Linked DNA regions of Homo sapiens: region 2 is linked to region 1. The links are chromatin contacts, found by Hi-C or POLR2A ChIA-PET in ENCODE. All regions are on one chromosome and are shown on one strand. Each heading gives the region's core, a stretch centred on a gene start or an enhancer-like site at or near the end of the contact. The rest is flanking DNA. Distances are from core to core; before and after follow the strand shown.

Evidence for each region. Hi-C counts contacts between places; a loop is a spot of excess contacts on that map. ChIA-PET counts read pairs that join two places held with the same protein, here RNA polymerase II (POLR2A). Pooled maps may share reads with other maps.
Region 2: a pooled map shows a loop between it and region 1 (3-fold over the local background). The contact joins the promoter of ORAI3 here to the promoter of ZNF688 in region 1. A Hi-C loop is called at or near these places in 1 of 168 maps with a recorded cell type or tissue (naive thymus-derived CD4-positive, alpha-beta T cell) and 6 of 50 pooled maps. POLR2A ChIA-PET finds 5 or more read pairs at or near these places in 3 of 52 experiments (CD4-positive, alpha-beta T cell, WTC11 and naive thymus-derived CD8-positive, alpha-beta T cell).

What each region holds. Positions count from the first base shown.
Region 1 is chr16:30,570,156-30,573,768 of GRCh38, forward strand. It overlaps ZNF688 (zinc finger protein 688), which reads right to left and starts at 1,559. Exons shown (of 3, transcript NM_145271.4): 1 at 1,279-1,559; 2 at 855-968; 3 at 1-281. The coding sequence starts at 1,474. RefSeq lists an enhancer at 1-464 and a silencer at 1,327-1,566.
Region 2 is chr16:30,947,475-30,951,087 of GRCh38, forward strand. It overlaps ORAI3 (ORAI calcium release-activated calcium modulator 3), which reads left to right and starts at 1,594. Exons shown (of 2, transcript NM_152288.3): 1 at 1,594-2,043. The coding sequence starts at 1,816. FBXL19 (F-box and leucine rich repeat protein 19) reads left to right here. Exons shown (of 11, transcript NM_001382779.1): 11 at 1-1,309. RefSeq lists silencers at 1,020-1,269, 1,640-1,899, 1,940-1,989 and enhancers at 1,913-2,431, 2,720-2,949, 2,950-3,467.

The sequences.
Region 1 (3,613 bases), core at 309-2,808:
CAGTGAGGGGTAGGTGAAGCGGCGGCCGCAGTCCGTGCACACGTGGCGCCGCTGGCCGGCCTGAGCATCCATGCTGGGTATGGGTGCCGGGGGCTGTGCTCCTGTGGTCGGGTCCCAGGCAGCATTTTTGGGTGGCTGTGCCCGTGCCGGGGCCACGCTAATAGCTGGGTCAGGGTTGCGTTCCACCAGCACTTCAGGACTCTCCTTCACAGGAGCCTTTCTAGGCCCTTTGGCTCTTGGGACTTCCTCCGGTTCCTCTTCCTTCCTGTTTGGGACATCTCCTGGGAAACCGGAATTAAGTTACACTTACAAACACTTTTGCACAGACTGTCTCAGGTTATAGAATGCTTTTCACTTAAGGCAGTGAGGGAAGTTCTGTCCAGTGATTAACACACAGGCTTTAGAACAAGGTAAACAGGATTCAGATCTCCTAAAAGTGCCTTATCTGAGCCTTGGTTCCTTATGCATCAAATGGGAATAATAATGGCTTTTGACTTCACAGCGTTACTGGTTTAGCTGAGTAGATGCATGTTAAGCACTTAGGAAGTGCTCAGGAAGCAGGGGCTATTATTTATTTATTTATTTATTTATTTATTTATTTATTTATTTATTTTTGAGACGGAGTCTCACTCTGTCACCCAGGCTGGAGTGCCTGGTTGGACTGGGCTCCCAGTCCTCACAGGACCGCTGTCCCATGTTCTGAAAACTTTGTACCAGGTCTGCCTTCTTTACTCCTCTAGTACCCAACACAGTTGAATTTCTTTAGGGATGCTGGAAGTGGGGGCCTGAAAAGAAACTCTGCTAGACAGGAAGCCCTGGAAAACCAAGTGGGGGGACCCGGGACTATCCCTCACCTCTCCGAGCTCCTCCCAGTCTTTCCCCCTTCTCAGGATCCTGGGCGGCGGGGCTCCAAGCCTCACTCTCCTGTTCCATCCAAGAGATGAGGGCTGGTTTGGGGCCTGGGAATCCTGGGAGAGAACAGGGATCACAGCGCGGGCCTGAGAGGCCATCGTGGGAAGATGGCATTCCCCTCCAGGCTGAGGGCACCCCCTCGGAGCTTATACTCAACCTGGAAGGGGCTGCAGTGCTGCTGCCTGAATGAAATGGATGCGGGTGAAAACACTCCCGAGGGGGTACCTGAAGCCCTGGGAACGGGAGGTGGCTGCTGGTGTTGGTGCAAGAGTGCGGGATTAGGGCTCACAGTCCTCTCGGCCCTTCTACATCATCTCCCCTGTGAACCCGGTGAAGGAGGAGGGGGCTCGGACCCGGGGCTCTCACCGAGCGCGCCCAGGTGGCCGTAGGTCTCCTGCATCACGTCCCGGTACAGAGCCCTCTGCGCGGGCCGCAGACAGCCCCACTCCTCCGGGGAGAAGTACACGGCCACGTCCGCGAAGCTCACAGTCCCGGGCTTCCTGCAACCAGGCCGGGTCTCCCCGGGCCTCGGCGCCAGGAGCGGGGCTGGGGGCGGCGCCATGGGGCCTCGCAGCCCCGATCGGCGGCCGCCAGGTCCCTGGAGCCGCCGCCTCCCCGCTCCCGGCCTCAGCTGTCGTTGTCCACAGGAAGGGCGGCCCCGCCCAGCCGTGGCGTCCGAACGCAGCCGAGGCAACCGAAGTAGCAGGGACTGGCTGCTAGGGATTCGAGGATTCTGATAGGGACAAATATAATTCCTCAGTGTTTATTCACTTCATGGCCGCTTGGACATAGACACCCGGGTTAAGGGACCCGGAAGGTGCCTTCTGAAAATATGGCGACCACCCTTCAATTGTCACAGGCTGCTCTTAAGGGCGCCATTATTTGACCATATCAAATATGGAGCCTTTCTGACTTCTCTGGCCTCATCGTCCCACTTGCCCTTAAATAAAGCCGCTTCGGCTGCTTTTTCTAGTGGGGGAGGCGGGGTGTCTGGGAAGTAGAGGAGAGGCTTCTTGCCTTCAAGAAAGATGTAAGGGCCCGAAGCTTCACTTACCCCTCTGTACCCGCAATACGCAACGGCCGATGATTGGCGACGATCCCGGAAGAAGCTGCGCGGTGATTGGCCTGGGACTGGCGGGGCATTTGAAGGGACCCCGCGGTCCTGAAGCCTCTGTTGACAGACTGGAGCGCAGCGGAGACCTCGGCATCTGCGGTGCTCGGGATTGTGTCCCCTACGGTCTCTTACCGTGCCTCCCGATGGCGGGAGCTGGAATTTGGTCCCCAGACCCCTTGGGAAGACGCGCACACCCTGGCAAACCATGTGTACACCCGCGGTAGAAGCAGGTGCGTGTTTTACAGTAGCTTAGCTGCGGAGTCCACCCAGCCCCTGGCATCCGCAGCTCGGCTCGCTCAGGCTCTAGACCGAAGCTGCAGGCGAAGGAACGTGCTTGGTGAGGATGGAATCGGAATGGGGAAGTTTTAAATTAAATAGTAATTGTTGCTAACATACATGAATTTATTTTTTGTTTGTTTTGAGACAGGGTCTTGCTCTGTGGCCCAGCAGTGCGATCCTAGCTCACTGCAGACTCGACCTCCCGGGCTGAAGCGATCTTCTCACCTCAGCCTCCCGAGTAGCTGGGACCACAGGCGCACACCCAATGCTTGGCTAATTTTTAAATTTTAAAACAGAGACAGGGTCTTGCTATGTTGCCCAGGCTGGTCTGGAACTCCTGGCCTCAAGCAATTCTCCTGCCTCGGCCTCCCAAAGTGCTGTGATTACAGGCATGCGCCACGGTTCCCAGCCATTTCTACTTTTTCTTTGAGAAGGAGTTTTACTCTTGTTGCCCAGGCTGGAGTGCAATGGCGCTATCTCGGCTTGCCCAGGCTGGAGTGCAATGGCGCTATCTAGGCTCACCGCAACCTTCGCCTCCCAGGTTCAAGCGATTCTCCTGCCTCAGCCTCCCAAGTAGCTGGGATTACAGGCATGAGCCACCATGCCCGTCTAATTTTGTATTTTTAGTAGAGACGGGGTTTCTCCATATTAAGTCAGGCTGGTCTCGAACTCCCGACCTCAGGTGATCCTCCCGCCTCAGCCTCCCAAAGTGCTGGGATTACAGGCGTGAGCCACGGCGCCCGGCCCTGCCATTTCTACTTATTTACGTTGTTCCAAATTATCAAAGATAGCATCAACTTTCAAATCCTAATTTTTTTTTTCCTGGGAAACCTTCCTCCTTTAGCCTTCAGTCTCCTCTCTAAACTGGGTTGGGCCTCAGTTCTTCTCATACCGGGTCTCCCCTTCCTGCTGTCCTGGGTTGTATCTTCCGCTTCCTAGATTTAAGGTCTTTATTTTTCAGCCAAGATGGGTCATCCTCATGGCTGGTGGCATTGGACTGTAAATACTAGTTGCCTTCATCCCCACATTTGGAATATACCTGCAATCATACAGGATGCAGAATACTGTTTGCTAAGCGTGGGGCTGGTTGCTGGAGATAACAAGCAAGGCCTACCAGGTCCCTGCTGTCATTCTGGCTCTGGATCTACTTGCTTGGCTCCCCTGCCAGCCCTAGTATATCGAGCCTTCCTTTTTATTCAATAGTGTTTTTTATTGCTGACTTTTCAGTCAAGATTTCTTTGTGTTTTCTGGCCTACCCTTGCTGTTTTTCACCTGAAATGCTTTTTGGCTTTTAGTGTGACTCCTGCT
Region 2 (3,613 bases), core at 344-2,843, 380 kb after region 1:
GAGTGGGTCAGAGGTACTGGAGGGTGCTGAGCCGAAGGGACGGTGGGAGGGGGGTTATGGTGCAAGTGTTGGGGGGGAGAATGGGGAAAGGACACACACAGGATATGGGAGCCAGGGGCTGGGGGAGGTGGAAGGGGCGGGGGGCGGGGCAGACAGCAGACCACCAAGGGTTCAGGGAACAAAGACCAGTTACTTGGAGTGGGGGGTGGGGGTGGGGCCACAAAAGGAAAACCGGAGGAGCAATTGGGGATCCAGGTGTCAGAGGTAGGGGAACCAGGGGCAAGCTGGGGCTGAGCTGGAGGTGGGGATGAGAGCAGGTGTGGGGACAGCAATACCCCCTTGGGGGTCACCTCTCTGCTTCCCCCCTCCCCAGGCTTCAGTTCCTTCCCCCTGACCCTGACTCCTTGAACGTCACTGAAAACGGCAGCTATTGCAAGGAGTGGGGGCCGCGGGCAGCCGCTCTTCAGCTCGCGGCCCAGGGGAGTGGCGAGGGGCGCCCCAACCCCCTGCCCGCCTCTCCGCACAATACTTGAACATTCATCTGTACTGAAGTGTTACTTGAACCGGGGGAATCTCGGACCTGGGGGAGCCGGGGTGTGAGGGGACTGGACCAGCTTGGACTGAGACCTGAGACCGGGCCGGTGGGCGCCCATTTGGGACTGCGCCACCCCCAGGCTTGTTCTTGTTTTACTGTATTGAGCGGCGGCACCCGCCGGACCCGCATTATGGCTGGGGGCGCCAGCCCAAGAATGGGGACCATGGGACTCCTCCAGCCTGGCTCTTCCCACTCTTTCATCGTCATGGAAACTTGTATCCCATTTGCCCAGGGAACTGCCACTCCTGGTTGCCATGGAAATAGCAGCCAACGGACACCTCCCGATGCCAGTGCTAAGGCTGGAAATGGCCCCCTCTTAGTTGCCATGGGAACCTAGTAACAGACTCTGCTGGCCCTCCTTCCCTGCCCCTTCCTCGAGCGCGGGGTGGGGCTTCGGGACCCCGGGGATGAGCCGGGCCAGGTCCCGCCCCTCCGCGCAGGCCTCCGGGGGGCCGGGGCTTACCATGTAGGGGAGGGGAGATCTATCCACATACCTCAGGTAACAGGGAGGTGCGCGGGTGGGGGGAGGGCTGGGCGGACCAAAGGCCGGAGGGGTGGGGCCTGGGGATAGCGAGAGGCTTGAGAATGGGGCCGCTTGGGGGAGGGAAGAGGCAGCCCGGCGAGGGGCAAGCGGGGGACCCAGCCGGGCTGGGCCCCTGGGCCCCGGGTCTGTACAATACGGTTTGCTATAAAACTCAAAATCTTCCAGCCGGGGCTGCGGAGTTCGTGTGTGTATCTGCGGGGTCCCTACCTACAGATGAGTGGGCTCACCTCTCCTGGACTCATTTTGGGAGGGATTTGGAAGTGTGGACACCTGGGGTGTCCAGCTGTACCTTGGAGGGGGCTGGGGTTGGCGTGCACCTCGGTGGGGTCCGGGCGCTTGGATAACGTTCTTGGTGGGTAGGGGTCGCGGGGAATCTCTGCGGGCCCGGGACTGCGGGGACTTGGTCCCCGGCTCCACCCCATCATGTGGCTAGCCCCGGCTCCGCCTCTGTCCCAGTTCCTGTTTTGGCCTCCGCTGTCCCGCTCCGGCTCCTGGGGCTCCCCGCAGACGCTGCTTTTCTTGCTCCACTGGGGGTGCCTCTTCCTGGGCGCCCGCCGCCTGCATCCTGCTCGTCCTGTCTGGGAATGGGGCCGCCCCCGGGCTTGGGCCGGCCCGGCTGGGGCCCCCGAGGCGCTTCCGCCCCGTAGTGACCGCCTGGTGCCGCCCCCCCCCCAGGATGAAGGGCGGCGAGGGGGACGCGGGCGAGCAGGCCCCGCTGAACCCTGAGGGCGAGAGCCCTGCAGGCTCGGCCACGTACCGGGAGTTCGTGCACCGCGGCTACCTGGACCTCATGGGGGCCAGTCAGCACTCGCTGCGGGCGCTCAGCTGGCGCCGCCTCTACCTCAGCCGGGCCAAGCTCAAAGCTTCCAGCCGCACGTCTGCCTTGCTCTCGGGCTTCGCCATGGTGAGGGGCCGGGAGGGGTCACACCCGGTGGGGCAGAGCAAGTGGGGGGCACAGGTCGGGGGGGGGGCGAAGTAAACAGGTCCCAAGGGAGACAGGTTAAAGGGGGCTTTCGTCAAAGGGGGAAGGAACAAGGTCCCGCGGGACTGAGCAAGTCCCTTCTTACGGATGTGTGTGTACAGGGGACCCCAGGAGACGGGGCCACCGGAGGACACGAAAGTCCTAAAGGTGTCGTAGTGGGAGTGGGGTGAACAAATCGCTGGTGGGGTTGACTGCAACAGTGAGGCAGAGTGGTCCAGATGGAGCCTGTACCTGGCAGAAGTGGTTCCTAAGTCCCAGTGCCAGCTTCAAAGGCAGGTCAGCTGGGTGGGGGCTGCATCAACAGGTGGGGGGCTCGAGATGGATTAGCTGGGTGGAAGGGTCACCCAGCTGAAGGTGGGCCCGTCCCAGGGAAGGTGGCCACTCTCCAGCGGGCCCAAGGGGTGCTAGTGTCAACCAGGAAAACTGACAAGAGATCATGCCCGGGAGGGAACCGCTGGGGAAGGAGGCTGATGAGGAAACTGATAAGCGAGTCTCAAGCTGATAAACCCCAGGTGCAGGAGGACGGTGTTGGCTAACGGTCTGCCCCAGCAGTGGCCTCACAGGAAGTGGGATGGAGGGAGGTCCCAGGGTGAGGATCAGCAGACACAGTCCTGGCTCCTCCCTGCTTGTGGCCAGCTGTGTGACCCTGGACAGGCCTCCACCCCGCTTGCAAGCCAGTGGGAAACTGAGATCATGGAGGGTGCGCCCTCTGTAGCCAGCCAAGTAACCGCCCCAGGGTGAGCCAGGCATGTCAGAGCAGGTCACGTACCAAGGATGGCTCAGACTAGCCTGCTAATTGGACAGGTGTGGAAAGTAAAAGCCTTGCCTCTGGGCAGGAGCGAATGAACTGGGACCCAGGGTTGCTGCTCTGTTAGTCTGGGGTTGCCCCACCATCACCCCAGGAAAAAGGAGAAAGTGAGCTGCAGGAGGTACTTTGGGGAACGCACTCCTGTGGGGGTGGATATCAGAGGCGGTTGGGGTGGGGACCATGGCGCTAGGGGATCTGGGCTAGTCCCTGCCCTGTCTGTGCCACAACCTCCATATTTGAACAATGACAGGGAAACTCTCTAACCCTAAGGGTCATCATAAGCCTATGGTCTTCTATGTGGGGTCCCAGAATCCACAGACCAGCTTACCTTTCATGATGGGGGCATCACCTAGGGACAGGATGTTGGCTCCCCTTCATCTGCACAGCCTGCAGAGGGAAGGGAGCAGCCACCCAAGCTGAGGGAGGTCAACCCCATGGTCCAGCCTGTTCCCAAGGAGACAATCCCTCCACGGCAGAATATGCAGGTGCAGGTTGCTGGGGTGACAGCTTAAGGGCCCGAGCCTTCTCTGCAGGAGGAAGGGGCTGGAGGTTTAGGTTCCGGGGGCAGGACTGGCCGCAGTCCTAGCAGGGGTGACCGAGGCTGGGCCAGGCTCTGGGAGAAACCAGGACTAAGCCTGGCCCAGATCCCTGTCTGTGGAAAACACCTCCTGACACCTGCCATGG